Regions from separate parts of the Homo sapiens genome. Here region 1 is linked to region 2. A link is a loop called in an ENCODE intact Hi-C map of the cell type or tissue named here. Cell type or tissue: OCI-LY7. All regions are shown on one strand. Each heading gives the region's core, and the rest is flanking DNA. Links, peaks and the distances in the headings are about the cores only. Region 1 overlaps TRMT6 (tRNA methyltransferase 6 non-catalytic subunit). Region 2 overlaps FERMT1 (FERM domain containing kindlin 1).

Region 1 (8,781 bases), core at 1,636-6,635, 140 kb after region 2:
GTATTTATTTTACTGCTCTTTTTTGTGCATAGAAAGGTTTAGTAGGGTACTTTTTTGCATTAATTTGCCAATACTCTTATTCTTTGTTCTAAATAAAGTGACTAGAATTTTTGTGTACTATTCAATTAAAGGAAACAAATGTCTTTTCCCCCTCTATGGTCTTATGGATACACATTTGCACACACACACATATGTATATAGATGTTGGTATATATACACACATATATTTATATATACACAGATATATACATACACATGCAAGTGGAGACATAGATTGTACCACCTGTATGAATATGTATGTACACATGGGGACAGAAAGAGTGTGCAGTCTATTTGAACTGTATCAAAGTCTTGTGCAGGACTTAGACCAATTCTCATTGTATTAGTGTCATTCCTTGTCAAATGTCCCTAAAGTGCCTTTCTTGATTATTAATGCTGAAGAACTCTGTCATGATTAGATGGTTACCCTTTCTAAGCTCTGAAAAACTCTAATCATTTGATCATGTGCTGTAGCAAAGAAAGTGTTTAGAATCAGCCAAGGCTCTTGTTCATTTGAGAGATTGAGTCTTGCTCACTGGAACATGGTCATCGTTTGCGTTGCTCCTGTCATAGAATAGGCCTGTATCATACAGCAAGGAACATCTCAGAAAAAAAATTTTTTTTCCAAATAGCATGTGCTATGCCAATGTGATTACTAAGTACAATTTTGAGTCCTTTATCCTAATTGCTATTAAAGAATAAAAATGTCGGCCGGGCACAGTGGCTCATGCCTGTAATCCCAACACTTTGGGAGGCCCAGGCAGGCGGATCACCTGAGGTCAGGGGTTCAAGATCAGCCTGACAAACATGTTGAAACCCCATCTCTACTAAAAATTAGAAAATTAGCCATGCGTGGTGGCTAACGCCTGTAATCCCAGCTACTTGGGAGGCTGAGGCAGGAGAACCGCTTGAACCCGGGAGGCAGAGGTTGCAGTGAGCCGACATCACGCCATTGCACTCCAGCCTGGGCGACGAGTGAAACTGTCTCAAAAAATAAATAAAAATGAAAATGTTTCCTACTGTGATTCTTCTAACAGTGATGCAGTCAGTGATGTCCTGTGGGCTTTCGGCCGATTGTGACGTGGTCTGTCTATTGTAGAGGACATGCCTGGATTGGCACCTCACGGAGTGTGTTGCAAGCTGGTGTCACACACACATGTAGCTAATCAAGTTTGGACAAGGAGAACAGAAAACTGCATAGATTAGAATCAGTAGTGGCTGGTCTCCTGGTTACTGGTTTGCAAGTTGCATTCCGTTCCCTAAATCTTTTCTCTTGAGTTTCTTGAGCAAGGGGTCTGGGGTCTGAGCTACCAAGGCCCTGCATGCTCATGTTACCTTGTGAACTCATCTTACCAATGCCAACAGCATAAGTTAATCTGTATTTTTTTTTTTTCTCATTCATATAGTTTACTTAATCTGCGTACAGATGATTGAATTCTGTGGTTTGCAAACTTAGCATTGGAAAACTTAGATTCCCCTGGAGGGCTTGGTAAGCAGAGGCCACTGGGCCCTCCACCCCACAGAATAAGATTTCAGTACTTCTGGAGTGGTACAGAGCATTTGCATTTCAAGTAGTTTCCAGGTGATATTGGTGCTGTTGGTCCAGGAACCGCCCACTGGGAACCACGACTGTGTGCATGCACATCATGGGTACAGCTAAATACAGGATGTTTTTGTCTTGTGTTTAAAATGGACATTCACCTTTGGAGCAGATGAACGGATAATTTTATGATTTTTGGACATCCAGCCACCAGAGGAGTTATGTAGAATAGCACTTTAATGAATGGCAATCAAGAAGTCAAAGACAAAAATCATTCTGTAACATCCATCCTGTTCCTCCACTGGACTAGGGTACTTGGCAATATAGCATGGCACCCATTACAGGGCATTTTTTAGCTTAAAGGTACACTCAAATTGTATGAAGCAAATACTGAGCAATCATTCATGCATTGGTTGTATATTGAAAAGCCAAAAATAGCCTTTTCTCAATACATAGTGAAGCTTTGGGAAAAAAAAATGGAGTGTTTGCATGTTGTTTTAAAGTGTTGGTTGTAAGTATTGCAAGAACAGTACTAAATACTAAAACGCATGTCCTAAAAATCCATGATCAGGATTCACTTTATCCTGATTTTGTAATGCCTTTAAGTGCAGTGCTAGAAAGGAACAGAGTGTATCTAATAACTTGAAATATGATGTTGCCTCTAGGCTAGTATTAATTTTTGTAAAAAGGATTATAATTTTCCTTGAACTTAACTATGTAGCACAGGTCAGATGGTGAGAGAGGTAAGTCCCTGAATAGCTACTTAAAAAGCAACCAGTAACCTTTCAACTACCGTATTAACCTTTACTAGGCACCCACAGCTATCTGAGTTTTTATGAGAAAGGGCAAGATCTTTGAAGCATAGGAAATGAATATCATACTCTACCCACTCCTTTTGGAAGGCCCTTTTTACAGTTCTATTAATAACCTGGGGCTTTTTTGTTTTTGTTTTTTTTTTTTTTTACTCTTAGCTGAGATATCATTAAAACAAGACTGGAAAGATTTTGACATTTCATTTTTGCTTTGACAGGTAACAAGGTGCTGTGGATATTTTGTTTTGAAAGAGGGGTAGGTCAATCTGTTGGATGTTTGGTCTACATAGTGTTATAATTCTAAGCCAACAAACTTTAAAGAGTGGAGAAATTAATCCAGGGGAAATGATAGCAGGCATTCTTTTGCCTTTTGGGAATACTTTTCCTTAATCAAATGCTTAGGTGGGTAGTGACCTCTCAGTGCTCTCCTGTCACCTGTGAGTGACACAAAATAGGAGCTATAAACTAGATTAAATTAAATTAAATAATTATATAGACCAGACTTGGTGGCTCACACCTGTAATCCCAGCCCTTTGGGAGACCAAGGAGGGTGGCTCACTTGAGGTCAGGAGTTTGAGACCAGCCTGGCCAACATGGTGAAACCCCTTCTCTACTAAAAATACAAAAATTAGCTGGGTGTGGTGGCGGCACCTGTAATCCCAGCTAGTTGGGAGGCTGAGGCAGGAGAATCACTTGAACCTAGGAGGCAGAGGTTGCAGTGAGCTGAGATCACACCACTGCACTCCAGCCTGGGCATCAGAGTGAGACTCTGTCATTCATAAATAAATAAATAAAGTCATATGGTGACAGATTCAAGAAAGGAGATAAAAATAAGAAAGAATATGATTAATTTAAATCAGCGGGCAGCAAATCTGGCCCACTACAAGTTTTTTGTATGGCCTGTAACGAAAGATTTTTACATTTTTAAGTGGTTGAAGCGGAAAAGTAAAAAAAATAAAAATAAAAAATAAAATAAATTTGTGACATGGGAAAATTACATGAAATTCAAACTGAAGTTTTATTGGAACGCAGCCACTCTCAATTTGTTTATGTATTGTCAATGGCTGCTTTCACACTGTGGCAAAGTTGAATAATTGTGATAGAGCCCATATGGTCTCAAAGCCTAAAATACACGCTCTCTGGGCCTTTGTGAAAAACTTTGCTGATCACTGATTTCAGTGGCGTGATGAGACGGATTGTGGCACTGGTGGAAACGGGAGAGCAGCCCTTTGGAGCAGCCACAGTGGGAAGCAGGTTTGGTGTGGGCAGCAAGCAACAATGGACAGTAGTGTGACATCCAGAGCTCCTTCTCGGTCCGCTGGACCTATCAGCAGTGTCTGACACCGTCCATCCCTCTCCTTGCCAGGCTTTTCCTCCCTTGGCTTCTAGAACACCACTCTCTCCTGGTTTCCCTCCTACCTCTCCAGCCTTTCTTTCTGTATCTCTCTTACTGGTTCTTCCTCATCTCTGAAACTTCTAAACATTGGCATGCCTCAGGGCTCAGCACTTGCACTTCTTCCTTTTCTTGTCTACACTAACTCCCTAGGGTGTTTGGAGGATTTGGGGACTGATCAAAGAGAAAGACATGACCATGAGATGGCAGCAGCACACACATATTTTATTGGTGATGGTGACACTCTGACAGGTTTGCATAGGGGTAGGGGGATGTCCCTTAGAGCAAGAGTCTGTGCAAAGAGCACACACTACAGGTGTTGCTACTCAGAAGGAGAGGAGGAAAGGCAAGGATACCCCCGAGGGAGGGGAGAGTCAGAAACAAGGCTTATGTGTCTAGGTGGTGTTGCACAGCAGTACAGAGGGGAGTCTCTGGGTCAGAGAGCTCCGAAGGACAGGGACGGCTTGAGGTTTGTGTTTTTGTTTTTGGCTTTATTTTTCTGAGACAGGGTCTCACTCTGTCACCCAGGCTGGAGAGCAGTGGCATGATCTCAGTTCACTGCAACCTCCACCTCCCAGGCTCAAGTGATCCTCCCACCTCAGCCTCCCAAGTAGCTGGGACTACAGGCGCATGCCACCACATATAGCTAATTTTTGTATTTTTAGTAGAGACAGGGTTTCATTACATTGCCCAGGCTGGTCTTGAACTCCTGAGCTCAAGCGATCTGCCTGCCTCGGCCTCCCAAAGTGCTGGGATTAACATCGCACTTAAGGTCTTATAACCACAAGGCTCTATGTTATCAATGGCCAACAGATGCTGGGTATAGTTTCACCGGGTATGTACCAGCAAGGCCCTGAATGGCTAAAAATTGGCATAAAATTTGTTTAAAATAATTGGATGTGTAAAAATTTGAGTTTGGCTTCTGCAGTAATCAGTGTCAGCCTGCAATGAAGAAATAAACAATCTATGAGCCAATAAACAGAGGCCATCTTTCACTCATTTATATAACTCTAGGTGATCTCACCCAGTTTTAAGGCTTTAAATACCGTCTCTATGATGATGACTCCCACATGCAGTCTTCAACACAGGCCTTTTCCTCCAGCACTGGCTCATATACCCAGCTCAACACCTCTGCTGGGTATCTATTCACGTCTCAAACTTAACAAGTTCAAATCTGAGCTCCCCATCTCTACCCTTCCAAACCAGTCCCTCCTGCAGTCTCCCCATCTGTTTTCCCAGATGCTCAGGCCTAAAGCCTTGGTATTCTCCTCTCATTCCCTCATGCCACACCAAAACCAGCAGCCCTACGTGTCAGCTCTGTCTCCAGAATAGATCTAGAATTCTACCACTTCTCCCCATTCCCAGTGCCACCACCTTGGACCCTGCCATCACAATGACCCACCAGGGTCATTACAGTGCCCTCCTTATTGGTTTCTGTGTTTCTGCCTTCACTTCCCCTACAGCCATCACTCAACCCAGCAGCCAGTGTTGTTATAAACATAAAGCAAATCCTATCAGTCATCCGTTGAGAACTCTCCAATTGTAAAACAAAAGTCCTTACCAGGACCTACAGAGAGCCCTGCGTGACCTGGCCCCTGCTGCCTCTCTAAGCTCACCTCCTACGACAGTCTCCCACTCTGGCCTCTTGTTCTTCTTCAAACATGCCAAACACATTCCTGACCCAGGGCCTTTGCACCTACTATTCCCTCTGCCTGAAATGTCCTTGCCCCAGGTGTCCACATGGCTCACACCCTTTCTTTAGGTCTTTCATCAACAGATACTTTCTCAGTGAAGCCTGTCATATATGTGAGTGTCAGGATCCTGGACTGCAGAATTGTAATTACTGCAATTAATTAATTATTTCAGCACCTGAAATCTCCTGATTATATTATGTGTTTGTTGTTCGTTTGTTTGTTTTGAGACAGAGTTTCGCTCTTGTTGCCTAGGCTGGAGTGCAGTGGCACGATCTCAGCTCACTGCAACCTCCATCTCCTGGGTTCAAGTGATTCTCCTGCCTCAGCCTCCCGAGTAGCTGGGATTAGAGGCAACTGCCACTACACCCAGCTATTTTTTTGTATTTTTAGTAGAGTAGAGTTTCACCATGTTGACCAGGCTGATCTCCAACTCCCGACCTCAGGTGATCTGCCTGCCTCGACCTCCCAAAGTGCTGGGATTACAGGGGTGAACCACCCACCCGGCCTCCTGATTATACTATGTTTTACAGTGGCATGGTGTGTATTTTCATTTTGTAATAATAGGACCCTTTCTTTCCTCCTGTCCCAGCTCTGTGTTATAACTCCTTCTCGATAAACTTGTCATGATATTATAAATCATGACAATATATTCAAATAAGAAAATAAATCTAAAAGTTAAATTACAGGTGGCTGCATCTGCACACAGATTTGGAGGATGGGGCACTGAGGCCATTGTTTCTCATTGTATTAGATACCTAGGGCTGCCATAACAATGTGCCACAAGCTGAGTGGCTTAAAACAACAGAAAAGTATTCTATTGCATATCTGGAGGCCAGAAGTCTGAAACTGAATTGTTGGCAGAGGCAGTGTTCCCTCTGACAGTTCTAGGGCAGAATCCTTCCTTGACCGTACCAGAAAAATCTGGTAACCCAGGCATTTCTTGGCTTGAAGAGGCATAGCTCCAGTCTCTGCCTCTGTCTCCACATGGTATTCTCCTCTGTGTGTGTGTTTGTCTCTGAATTTCCGTCTTCTTGTAAGGACACCAATAATACTAGAAACTCTAATGACCCCATCTTAACTGCGGAGACCTGATTTCCAAATAAGGTCACATTCATGGGTGCCAGTGGTTAAGACTTCTTCATTTTGGGGACAAAATTCAACCCATAATCCTCATTTATAAGCCTTTCAGGACTACTTAATGTTTTTACAATGGACATAAATTATTTTGATTAAAAGTGGGAAAAACAGTGGACTAGATTGTTCTTCACTTCTTCCTGAAGAAATGGTGACATCCCCAAGATCCTAATTGTACCGTCTGAGCAGCACGTATTGGGTGGGATTCTCTTGGATGTCTCCTTCATCTTTGATAGACCATCTACACCTTCACGTTTCCCTCCCCTGGGGTGTTTGCAAACTAAAATGAAAAGATGTACTAATGTGCAGAACCTCAACAAGGCAGATGCCAGGGGGAAGCTGGGGGGTGCCATATGCATTGCACTCTAGCTTCCAGCAGCTTTCCTCGTGAGCAGTGCCCAGTGTGTGAGTGTGTGTGTGTGTGTGTGAGATTTGCCAGGCTGGCATTTGGTGTATTGCTGGGTTTTATTTTCTCTCCTATAGACAGTAAATCATTTTTCACCTTGGGCCCCTGAATCTCTCTTTAGGAAAGGATTTTGTTTTCTGCTGGGCTGTGATAGGAAAAAAGGAAGAGACATTGTACTCTGTGCATGTGAGTACATGCTGAGCATTTCCCAGTATCTTGTATCAGGATATATTAAGACAAGGGGTTGCAAGTGCAGGTATACTATTTGGCATAATATAAGCCTTGACTTTGGATAGTTTCTTAGGTCAGGGTCCCCCAGGAGCAAACCCTGAGACAAGTATTTGAAAACAAGCAGTTTATATGAGAGATGATCCCAGGAAACACCAGCAGGGTCACCAGTGGGCAGTGGAAAAGGTAAAGGCAGCCAATAAAGGCTGCATTATTGGGCAGGTCACTGCTGTGGCACCTGGGGCATGATCCACAGAGGAAGTCTGGGAGGCAGTGCAGAATATGTGCCTCAGTGTCTCTCCACCTGAGGGGGGTGGGTGCTGGCCTGCTTTATTATGGGTTGAATTGTGTCCCCAGAAAAAAAACATGTTGAAGTCCCAACCCCTAATACATGTAAATGTGACCTGACTTGAAAATAGGGTGGTTGCAGATGTAATTAGTTAAGATGAGGTCATACTGGAGTAGGATGGGTCCTTAATTCAATATGACTGGTGTCCTGATGAAGAACACCATGTTAACAGACAGACTCACAGGGAGAGAGTGCCCATGTGCAGACAGAGGTGGCAGTGGGAGCTCTGCTGCCACAAGCCAAGGAAGGCCTGGAAGAAGCAAGGAATGAAGAAGCAAGGATGAAGCAAGAAACCAGGAAGAAGCAAGGAATGATCCTCCTCTACAGGCTTTGAAGGGAGCATGGCCTTGCCAGCACCTTGATTTTGGACTTCTGGCCTCCAAAACTGTAAGAGAATAAATTTCTCTTGTTTTAAGCCATCCGTTTTGTGGTGATTTGTTATGGCAGCCCCAGAAAACTAGTATGGTATGTATTTACCAACCCCCCTTGTCCACTATAAGAGCTACCTCCTCCAGCAGCCTTCCCCTCCTCACACCCCCATCACTGCCCTTTACAAACAGGCAGTCACAATCCCATGGCCAGAAAAAAAAAAAAATGCAGGCAGAGAGATAGCAAGAAACCTTCTAGAAGTGTGTGTCCAGGTTTAGAAAAATTTGCCATCAGATTTATAGCACTGATGGGCTCCCCATATGACAAAGCAGCAATGCTCCTGGAAAAGTATGTCACAGAGAGTTCATCTAAAAAGAATCTGGTTAAGTAGCACAGGCAATTCTTGACTTAGCCAAGAGGAGGAGAACCAGGTCTTCCTTGATGGATAAAAGTCCTACGTGATTTTAAGTCTTATTTTTGCCTCTGCTGGGGCTCGGCCCACACCATCCCAAAATATGACTGGAGGAGACCACAATGTGCCACCCAAAAATATACCTCTTTGGCATATTTCGAGCTGATTATTCAGAGAAACTACAGACACAGGAATGGCTCTAAAAAGCTGTCCTTTTTACAAGGAAATGTACATCTAGAAAGGAAATCTACATTAGTAAAGTATCTGTATCAGGAAGAAGGCTGCTCAGAGGTAGGGATCTCAGAAGGAAAGCTGGTCAGCAGCCAGGATGCCTTCCCCGCTCAGGAAAGGACATGGTCTCTAGTGAACCTGACAGACAACCAGATGGCCGCTGGCCTCCATATG
Region 2 (8,781 bases), core at 1,232-6,231:
CCATTCTTTTGACTTCATTTATATGCCAATTACTCTGAAATATATATCTTGAGCCCAGAACTGTCTCTTGAACTGGAGATTCATAAATCCAGTGACCCTTGGATATCTAATGAGCATCTCATCTTTACATGTCCAAAGTTCCGGATCTTCCCCCTAAACTGGCTCCCCGCTACATACTTCTTCATCTCAGTAGAAGGCAACTCCTCGCCCTAGATGTTCAGGCCAAATCCTTTGGAGTCATTCTTGACTCTGCTCTTTCTCTTACACCAACATCCTGCCCATAGGCAACTCCTAGTGACTCTACCTTCAAAGTACACACAGAATCCGACCACTTCTTCCGCCTCCTCCTCCACCACCACCATCACAGAGCCGGTCCAGAGTGATCCTGCTTGGTGTTCCTGCCTCTACCCTGATCCCACTAAATTTTCAACTTAGCAGCCAGAGGGATCCTTTTAAAATCTAAATCAGATTTTGTGAAGCCTCTGCTCAAAACCATCTGGGACAGGTGTGACAGCTTATGCCTGTAATCCCAGCACTTTGGGAGGCAAAGGCAGGAGGATTGCCTAAGTTCGGGAGTTCAAGACTAGTCTGGGCAACATAACAAGACCCTGTCTCTACAAGACACACACACACACAAAATCTGAAGGATTTCTTATCTCACTCAGAGTAAAAGCCAGATCCTTACAGTGGCCTACAAGACCTTTGCTCTTGAACTCACATTTCTCTCCCCTCCTTCACTGTGTCAGCCACATGGGCCTCCTGGCAGGTCCTTAAGCACATTAAAAAAAAAATTTTTTTAAGTGGCTGTGCCCTCTGCCTGGAATACTCTTTCCCCAGATATCCACGCGGCTCACATCCTCATGCATATCCATTTTTTGATCAAATGTCACCTTTTCACTGACCTCCCTGTTTCAAACTGTAACCACCTTATTACCAGTATTCCCTGTAGCCCTTCCAACTTTATTTTCCTTCATCTTATCTGGCATATGTACCTCATACTTATGATCTTCTCCCTCCCACAGTCAGAAATTTTCCATCCGTTTAGTTTACTACTATATCTCCCATGCCTAGAAGGGTGCCCAACACAGAGTCAGTAATCATTTTGAATGAATTTATTTGATTCCATCTTATTTTTCTTCTCTCTGATGTCAGTTTTACTTAAAGACCATCTGCAGGATAGCCTTCATTCTTTTTTCACGCTGTCTATATCCCAATAAAAATGCCCCCCTGCAGAAAGTTAATTCTTCATTGTCCATTCCTCTGAAATGATTCAGAAATACTGGTAGTATTTTTAAGAAGTTATATGTGAGTGAACATTGTATTATAGGAAGCAGTTGCTTCTCTTAACTAATATTATGATTCTTTTCAGATTTAAAGGAAGCAAAAAAGATGACATTCTGGGAGTTTCATATAACAGGTTGATTAAAATTGATGCAGCCACCGGGATTCCAGTGACAACATGGAGATTCACAAATATCAAACAGTGGAATGTAAACTGGGAAACCCGGCAGGTAAAGTGAAAGTTTTTGCTCTTCAGTGTTGAGCCTATAAATGTGTGTCCCTCAGAATTGCAGATTATTCTGAGTTTTAAAAGGTGTTCTTCTATTTAGACCTAAGAAACCACAAGCATATGGTAACTGTCTGTCTGCTAAAATCATCATATGCAATTCTGGGCAGCTTCCTAACAGGCACAGGCCAAATGCTCTTGCATTAGCACTGCAAGTTGGCTTAGTCTCCATGCAGACTTTCAATACAGACAGGTTCTGAAATCGCTGAGCAGTTTCATTAATTTTCATTGACTCAGCATAGGATTATACAGGATTTAGCTTGATACTTACTTATGAGAAACTACTGGAGATGTAACTGCTATGCAAAATAAATCCAAAAAAAGCCTCATCTGACTGGCTGCCAAGAAACCCGATGGAGGACTGGAAGATTCAGTTGCTCACCTGGAGAGCATTCCAGGCCCAAAAGGGAAAAACTGCTGAAGAAGAAAGTGAGGTCCATAGTGATGACTGAGAAAAGCTTCACCTCTTAAAACCAGGAGCCCTCAAACCCCTAGCCTATGTTACAGCCTCCCATCATCTCCCATCCTAGGAGCTAAGTTCAGGCCAAGCCTGTATCATGGAAAATTCCAGATGAAGTTAGAGGCAGCTTAGCATCCTGCCGCTAATTTAAAACATTCTGCCCAGTGCTTTGGGAGGCCGAGGTGGGAAGGATCACTTGAGGCTGGGAGTTCGAGACCAGCCTGGGCAACATAATGAGACCCTGTCTCCACAGAAAATTAAAAAAAAAAAAAACAAAAAAAAAAAACGCTGAACTAGCCAGGTGTGATGGTGTGCACCTGTAGTTTCAGCTACTCAGCCAGGGATGATCAGTTGAGGTTCGAGGTTACAGTGAGCAGTGACTGTGCCACTGCACTCCAGCCTGGGTAACAAAGCAAGACCCTGTTTCATTCATTCTTGAATTAATTAAAACATTCAGATGTTGCTGATACAGACTCAATCTTCCCTCATTCCTTTGGCATTCTCATTTTCCAATAGAAAGTCACTGACGTAGAGGGATGGTAAGAGACCCACACATTTGTTAAGAACCCTGACTTCCTCTCAGCAGTGTTGATAATCATCTGGGTGCTTATTTGTAAAATCAAGTTCAGAGATTAGATGACCTCTAAGGCGGTAGCTCTAAAGCCTTGATGCGTATTAGGATCACCTGGGGAGCTTTAAAACACCACTGCCTAGACCACACCCAAGGCCAGTTAAATCTGAATCTCTGGGAGGAGGAACGAACCATTAGTAATTTTTAAAGGTCCACAAGTGATTTCAATGGGCAGCCAAGGTTGTGAACCAGCAAAGTCTCTAAGTCTTTCTTCTAGTGCTTAGAGTTTATGACTTGCAGCTAGGAAAGGGTTCCGGGCAGTGGCTGTAGGAAAATTCAGGCAGACTTTTATTCATTAAAGAGCCTGCAGGCCGGGTGCAGTGGCTCACGCCTATAATCCCAACACTTTGGGGGTCCGAGGCATGGATCACTTGAGGTCAGGCGTTCAAGACCAGCCTGGCCAACATGGTGAAACCCCCGTCTCTACTGAAAATACAAAAATTAGCCAGGTGTGGTGGCACACACCTGTAATCCCAACTACTTGGGAGGCTGAGGCATGAGAATCGCTTGAACCTGGGAGGCAGAGGTTGCAGTGGCCCGAGATCGTGCCACTGTACCCCAGCCTGGGTGACAGAGAGAGACTCCATCTCAAAAAAAAAATAAAAATAAAAATAAAGTGCCTGCGAAGCACCCTGCCCCTCAACACAGGGAGACAGAGAGTGCTTGGGCAAAATCCTTGTATCTAAACTGTAGACAGAAAATGTGTTGGGAGTTTTTTTAACCAGACGTGCAGCAAAGTCGACACCACCAGAGGGCGCAAAGAGAGCAAAGATGTTTTCTGGAAGCGTTTAATGGAAGTGATGGTTTTCTGTGTGTTTTAGAGGGATATCCATCTGTTATCCACCTCAGCAGCCCTCAGCTCCAGGGGCCAGTCCAGCAAAGCACTTTTTTTTTCATCATTCCTTGTCAGAGTTTAAGCTTCTCTGTGCCTTCCTCTTCCAGGTGGTCATCGAGTTTGACCAAAACGTCTTTACTGCTTTCACCTGCCTGAGTGCAGATTGCAAGATTGTGCACGAGTACATTGGCGGCTACATTTTCTTGTCCACCCGCTCCAAGGACCAGAATGAAACACTCGATGAGGACTTGTTCCACAAATTGACCGGCGGTCAGGATTGAAACAAGCACGCGTGCTCGGCTCACACCAACAAGGCAAGCCAAAGGCGCCCCTCCCCAGAGGGATCCCTAACGTGCCCAGCATGTAGATTCTGGACTAACAGACAACATACATTCACCGCTGGTCACCCAGATCCTCATTCAAACCCACTGCTGGCACATCCCTTTCCTTACTTTGCCCTGTGCTACCAGCCACGGAAGGAGCCTCTCTTGTTTTTTCTATAAAATGGGTAGGCAGGAGAAAAGCAGGTGCCCTAAGATTGCTCTAAGGCCCAGCATGTGGTTACAGTTCTCTGACTTGCAGAACCTGCCAGGTGTATGGCTACAAGTTATCCTCGTGCTGATCTGTCTCATTACTAAGTCAATGGAGAAGACAGAAAGGTAAAAATCACGTGTAGCAAGAACAACTCTTATTTCACAAACTCAGGTATGAAACGAAACGCCTGTCCTTCATGGAACTGCTTTTAGCTCCTGTCTTTTCAAAATGGCAGAGGGAGTTCCTACACACACTTTTTCCCTGGAGGCCAAGGTCTAGGGGTAGAAAGGGGAGGGGTGGGGCTACCAGGTAGCAGTTGACAACCCAAGGTCAGAGGAGTGGCCCTCAGTGTCATCTGTCCACAGTGATACCTGCCAAGATGACCACTGACCCACATCTGGTCTTAGTCATTGGTCTCCTCAGATTTCTGGGGCCACCTGCAAGCCCCATTCCATTCCTACAGATCTCTCAGCCACCTGTAAGTCCTTTGTGAAGATGTGGGTGACACAGGGGGACAGGAAAACCCATTTCTCAACCCAGATCCATGTCTCCACTGCTTCTACTCTGGGTTGGGATTCAGGAAGACAGGCACAGTCCTCTCTGTTCATAGAAACACCTGCCAGTGTCAAGGATTCCAGTCAGGTGTCTATCCCAACTGGTCAGGGAGAGAAGGGCAGACCCATTCTCAAAGACCACCATGTCCAAGGTCTGACAGCTCCCCACTGGCTGCCCCCACAGGGGCTTTAGGCTGGTCTGGGTCATGGGGAAGCGTCCCTCTTATCGCTGGTCTGTGTTCTCCTGGATTTGGTATCTATGTTGGTACGACTCCTGGCCTTTTATCTAAAGGACTTTGGCTTTTGTAAATCACAAGCCAATAATAGACTTTTTTCTCCCCCTCTGTTTTTTGCTGTGTCATCTCTGCCTTGAGACTGCCTTGAGACAGTGCTTGCCTTGAGAGAGTGAGCCAATTAACAGCTGCCTGAATTGTCATTTTCCATTTTGGTTTGTTAGAGGTGGGAGGGGTGGGTTTTGAGAAGGTCAAAAGCAATACCAGAAGTAAAGGGAAATATCAGACAATATTTTATTATTTTTTCATAGATGTTCTGCCACACAAAGAACTTGGGGTGTAAGGATAAGGCAAAAGCTCCAATCCCATTTTTCAGTTCTCCTAGGATGCACCCCTCAGGGAGCCTGGCCAGAGTTCCGAGGCCCGTGAGCGTCAGCTGTTGCTTTATTTTCCATCAAAGCCCTCTGAGAAGTGAGACCTCAGCAATTCCGGGAGCCACATAGAGACAGACTTGGCAAGGGACCCCCTGGTTCTGAGCCAGTAGCTGCCATCTGGAAATTCCTCTTTTAGCCTCTCCTTAGAGGTGAATGTGAATGAAGCCTCCCAGGCACCCGCTGAATTTCTGAGGCCTTGCTTAAAGCTCAGAAGTGGTTTAGGCATTTGGAAAATCTGGTTCACATCATAAAGAACTTGATTTGAAATGTTTTCTATAGAAACAAGTGCTAAGTGTACCGTATATACTTGATGTTGGTCATTTCTCAGTCCTATTTCTCAGTTCTATTATTTTAGAACCTAGTCAGTTCTTTAAGATTATAACTGGTCCTACATTAAAATAATGCTTCTCGATGTCAGATTTTACCTGTTTGCTGCTGAGAACATCTCTGCCTAATTTACCAAAGCCAGACCTTCAGTTCAACATGCTTCCTTAGCTTTTCATAGTTGTCTGACATTTCCATGAAAACAAAGGAACCAACTTTGTTTTAACCAAACTTTGTTTGGTTACAGTTTTCAGGGGAGCGTTTCTTCCATGACACACAGCAACATCCCAAAGAAATAAACAAGTGTGACAAAAAAAAAAAAAAACAAACCTAAATGCTACTGTTCCAAAGAGCAACTTGATGGTTTTTTTTAATACTGAGTGCAAAAGGTCACCCAAATTCCTATGATGAAATTTTAAATTAATGGGCACCTTTCAACATCATTTGCTTCCTTATCTACAGTTGATTCAGAAATCTGCATTTTTTATTCTTTTATATGACTTTTAAGTAAAAGATTTATATGGATTTGAGTACGGTCCTGTTGTGTCCTCTCCAACCTACTGTCTCCAAAAAGGTGACTTTTTCCTCTCTTATGAAAAGGGACTGCAACTCTGAGGTCTAACATGTGTCTCTCCTCACAGCGCCAAGATTCCGGGTCGTTCCCTCCCGTGGTGTGGGGAGTGGCAGATTCCAGGGGTCCTCAGAGAGCCCCTTAGAAACCTCACTTACCCGCTGGTTTCAACTCCTTTCTCACTGACTTGGTCACAGATTTCCTGGCATATCCTGCCTTATCATGAGCTCTTTTGTCTCTTTCCAGTTCTATATTAAAACACACACACACACACACACACCAGCAAGCAAAGATCCCCAGCGGCAATAGAACAGCAGAAGCCTCTGATTCTGATGGCTGAGTGTTGAGGGCACTTTGCTTTAGTGACATGCAGTTTATAGATATCCCTTTGTGCAATTCTCCTGTCAGCCCACAGAGGGTAGAAATGGCTTCCTCTACAAAGGAGAAAGGTTCAGAAGGTGAACTTGCCCAGGGTCACACTGCCAATGAGCAGTGTTTGTCTTGACTCCAGAAGCCACTAAGCTTAACCCAGCAAACCCCACCCTTCCTTCCCAGCCTTGCCCAGCCTTGAAATGCCCCTTACCCTAGCTCCAGAGCAGGCGTTCCTGAGCTCAGGCTCATACCAGTAAGAGAGAACCAGGGGCATTAAGAGCAGTTAGCTGTGGGAGGAGAGGCTGGACCAAAAAGGTCTGGGAGCCAGAGAAATGAGGTGCTTAGAGTGTTGTTGTTTTTTTCTTTGTTTTAATTTTTGTTTTTGTTTTTTGAGATGGAGTTTCACTCTTGTTGCCCAGGCTGGAGAGCAATGGCGTGATCTCAGCTAACCACAACCTCCGCCTCCCAGGTTCAAGCGATTCTCCTGCCTCAGCCTCCCGAGTAGCTGGGACTACAGGCATGCACCACCACGCCTGGCTAATTTTGTATTTTTTTTAGTAGAGACGGGGTTTCTGCATGTTAGTCAGGCTAGTCTTGAACTCCTGACCTCAGGTGATCCGCCTGCCTCGGCCTCCCAAAGTGCTGGGATTACAGGCGTGAGCCACCGTGCTTAATTTTGGGAAAGTTTCATTTTTAGTCCCACGGTCAGAAAAGTAAGGAAATGAGGAAGCTTTAATTTGAAAACTCATTTAATACAAGAAGTCAAGATATTTTATAATATCTGTCTTCTAAAATCACTTTAAAATTTTATTTTTAACTCACAAGATTTATTTTTGGGGGCTGGGCATAGTGGCTCACCTTGTAATCCCAGCACTTTGGGAGGCCAAGGCAGGAGGCTTACCCGAGCCCAGGAGTTCAAGACCAGCTTGGGCAACACAGCAAGACCCCATCTCTACAAAGATTTTAAAAAATTAGCTGGGCATGGTGGCACATGCCTGTAGTCCTAGCTACTTGGGAGGCTGAGATGAGAGGATCCCTTGAGCTCCAGGAGTTCAAGGTGGCAGTGAGCTATGATCATGCCATCACACTCCAGCCTCAGTGACCCTGTCTCAAAAAAAAAAAAAAAAATTGGCTTCTACATTTAGTATCTCTATATTCATTTTAATTATTTTCTCACATAGCGTGACTTTCCTGCCTCTCCCCCTTCCACTCCTGTCACCCCAGAATCTCTCAGTGGTAGGAGACAGAAAGGGAACATTCCTCTTTGTTATTTCACCCATCTTTCCTTCTCATGCACCCTACAGCCAAGGACTCTTGAGTCCAGGAAATCATAGCTGGAAAATCTGAAAAACTGAAAAAGTGAAGCCCTTGGCCCTCACTTGCTTCAAAGTTTTTCCAATTCCTTGAACCTCACTGGAGTTGTGTGGAAATATTGAGTGCTATCAGAAAGAGGGGAGGCCGGGCACGGTGGCTCACGCCTGTAATCCCAGCATTTTGGGAGGCCGAGGCAGGAGGATCACCTGAGGTCGGGAGTTCGAGACCAGCCTAACCAAAATGGAGAAACCCCGTCTCTACTAAAAATACAAAATTAGCCAGGTGTGGTGGCACCTGCCTGTAATCCCAGCTACTCGGGAGGCTGAGGCAGGAGAATCACTTGAACCTGGGAGGCAGAGATTGCGATGAGCCGAGATCACACCATTGCACTCCAGCTTGGGTGAAAGAGCGAGACTCCTCCATCTCAAAAAAACAAAAACAAAACAAACAAAACAAACAAACAAACAAAAACCGAAAAGAAAAAGCTATCCTGACATTTGCACACACATCTCATGTTGCATCAAGACTCAGTGATTGGCCGGGTGTGGTGGCTCACATCTGTAATCCCAGCATTTTGGGAAGCCAAGGCGGAAGGATTGCTTGAGCCTAGGAGTTCAAGACCAGCCTGGGCAACAGCAAGACCCTGTCTCTATTTAAAATAATCATAATAATTTTTGTAAAGGCTCAGTTATCTCAGAGGAGTCCCAATTTTTAAAAAACCTGAATGAGAATGCTCCTGACTAACACCTGTGGGGAAGATTCTTTCCACTAAAAGGATTTACCTCTTTTCTCCAACTTACTCTGTGAGCTCCAAAAACACCCATAATTCCCCATGTGCTGCAGTGTCTTCAGTCATCACAGAGGAAAAGTCCTATAGCCGCTTCTCCCTAGCCACTGCAAATGACAAAAGCTGCATGGGGACTTAACAGGATAGTGTCTCTCTTCTTCACCC

What was found. A loop is a pair of places that touch in the nucleus more often than their neighbours do. Peaks named below come from ENCODE experiments on the same cell type or tissue, not always from the same donor. Only the 100,000 strongest peaks of a DNase experiment are listed, where the experiment ranks them.
Region 1: a loop joins it to region 2, with 4 times the contacts of the local background. A loop is called at or near these places in 5 of 110 quality-filtered maps.

Annotation. Positions count from the first base shown.
Region 1 is chr20:5,929,202-5,937,982 of GRCh38, reverse strand. It overlaps TRMT6 (tRNA methyltransferase 6 non-catalytic subunit), which reads left to right. Exons shown (of 11, transcript NM_015939.5): 11 at 1-755. It also overlaps the pseudogene KANK1P1. Among named protein-coding and RNA genes, the nearest start is that of TRMT6, 17 kb to the left of the region's middle. RefSeq lists a silencer at 3,986-4,035. In OCI-LY7, for the core only: CTCF peaks have their summits at 3,794 and 3,993 (motif pointing right); a DNase peak (open chromatin) is centred at 3,962.
Region 2 is chr20:6,072,166-6,080,946 of GRCh38, reverse strand. FERMT1 (FERM domain containing kindlin 1) reads left to right here. Exons shown (of 15, transcript NM_017671.5): 14 at 1,370-1,511; 15 at 3,601-6,102. The coding sequence ends at 3,774. Among named protein-coding and RNA genes, the nearest start is that of LRRN4, 22 kb to the right of the region's middle. RefSeq lists a silencer at 6,513-6,662. In OCI-LY7, for the core only: a CTCF peak has its summit at 3,402 (motif pointing right); a DNase peak (open chromatin) is centred at 3,406.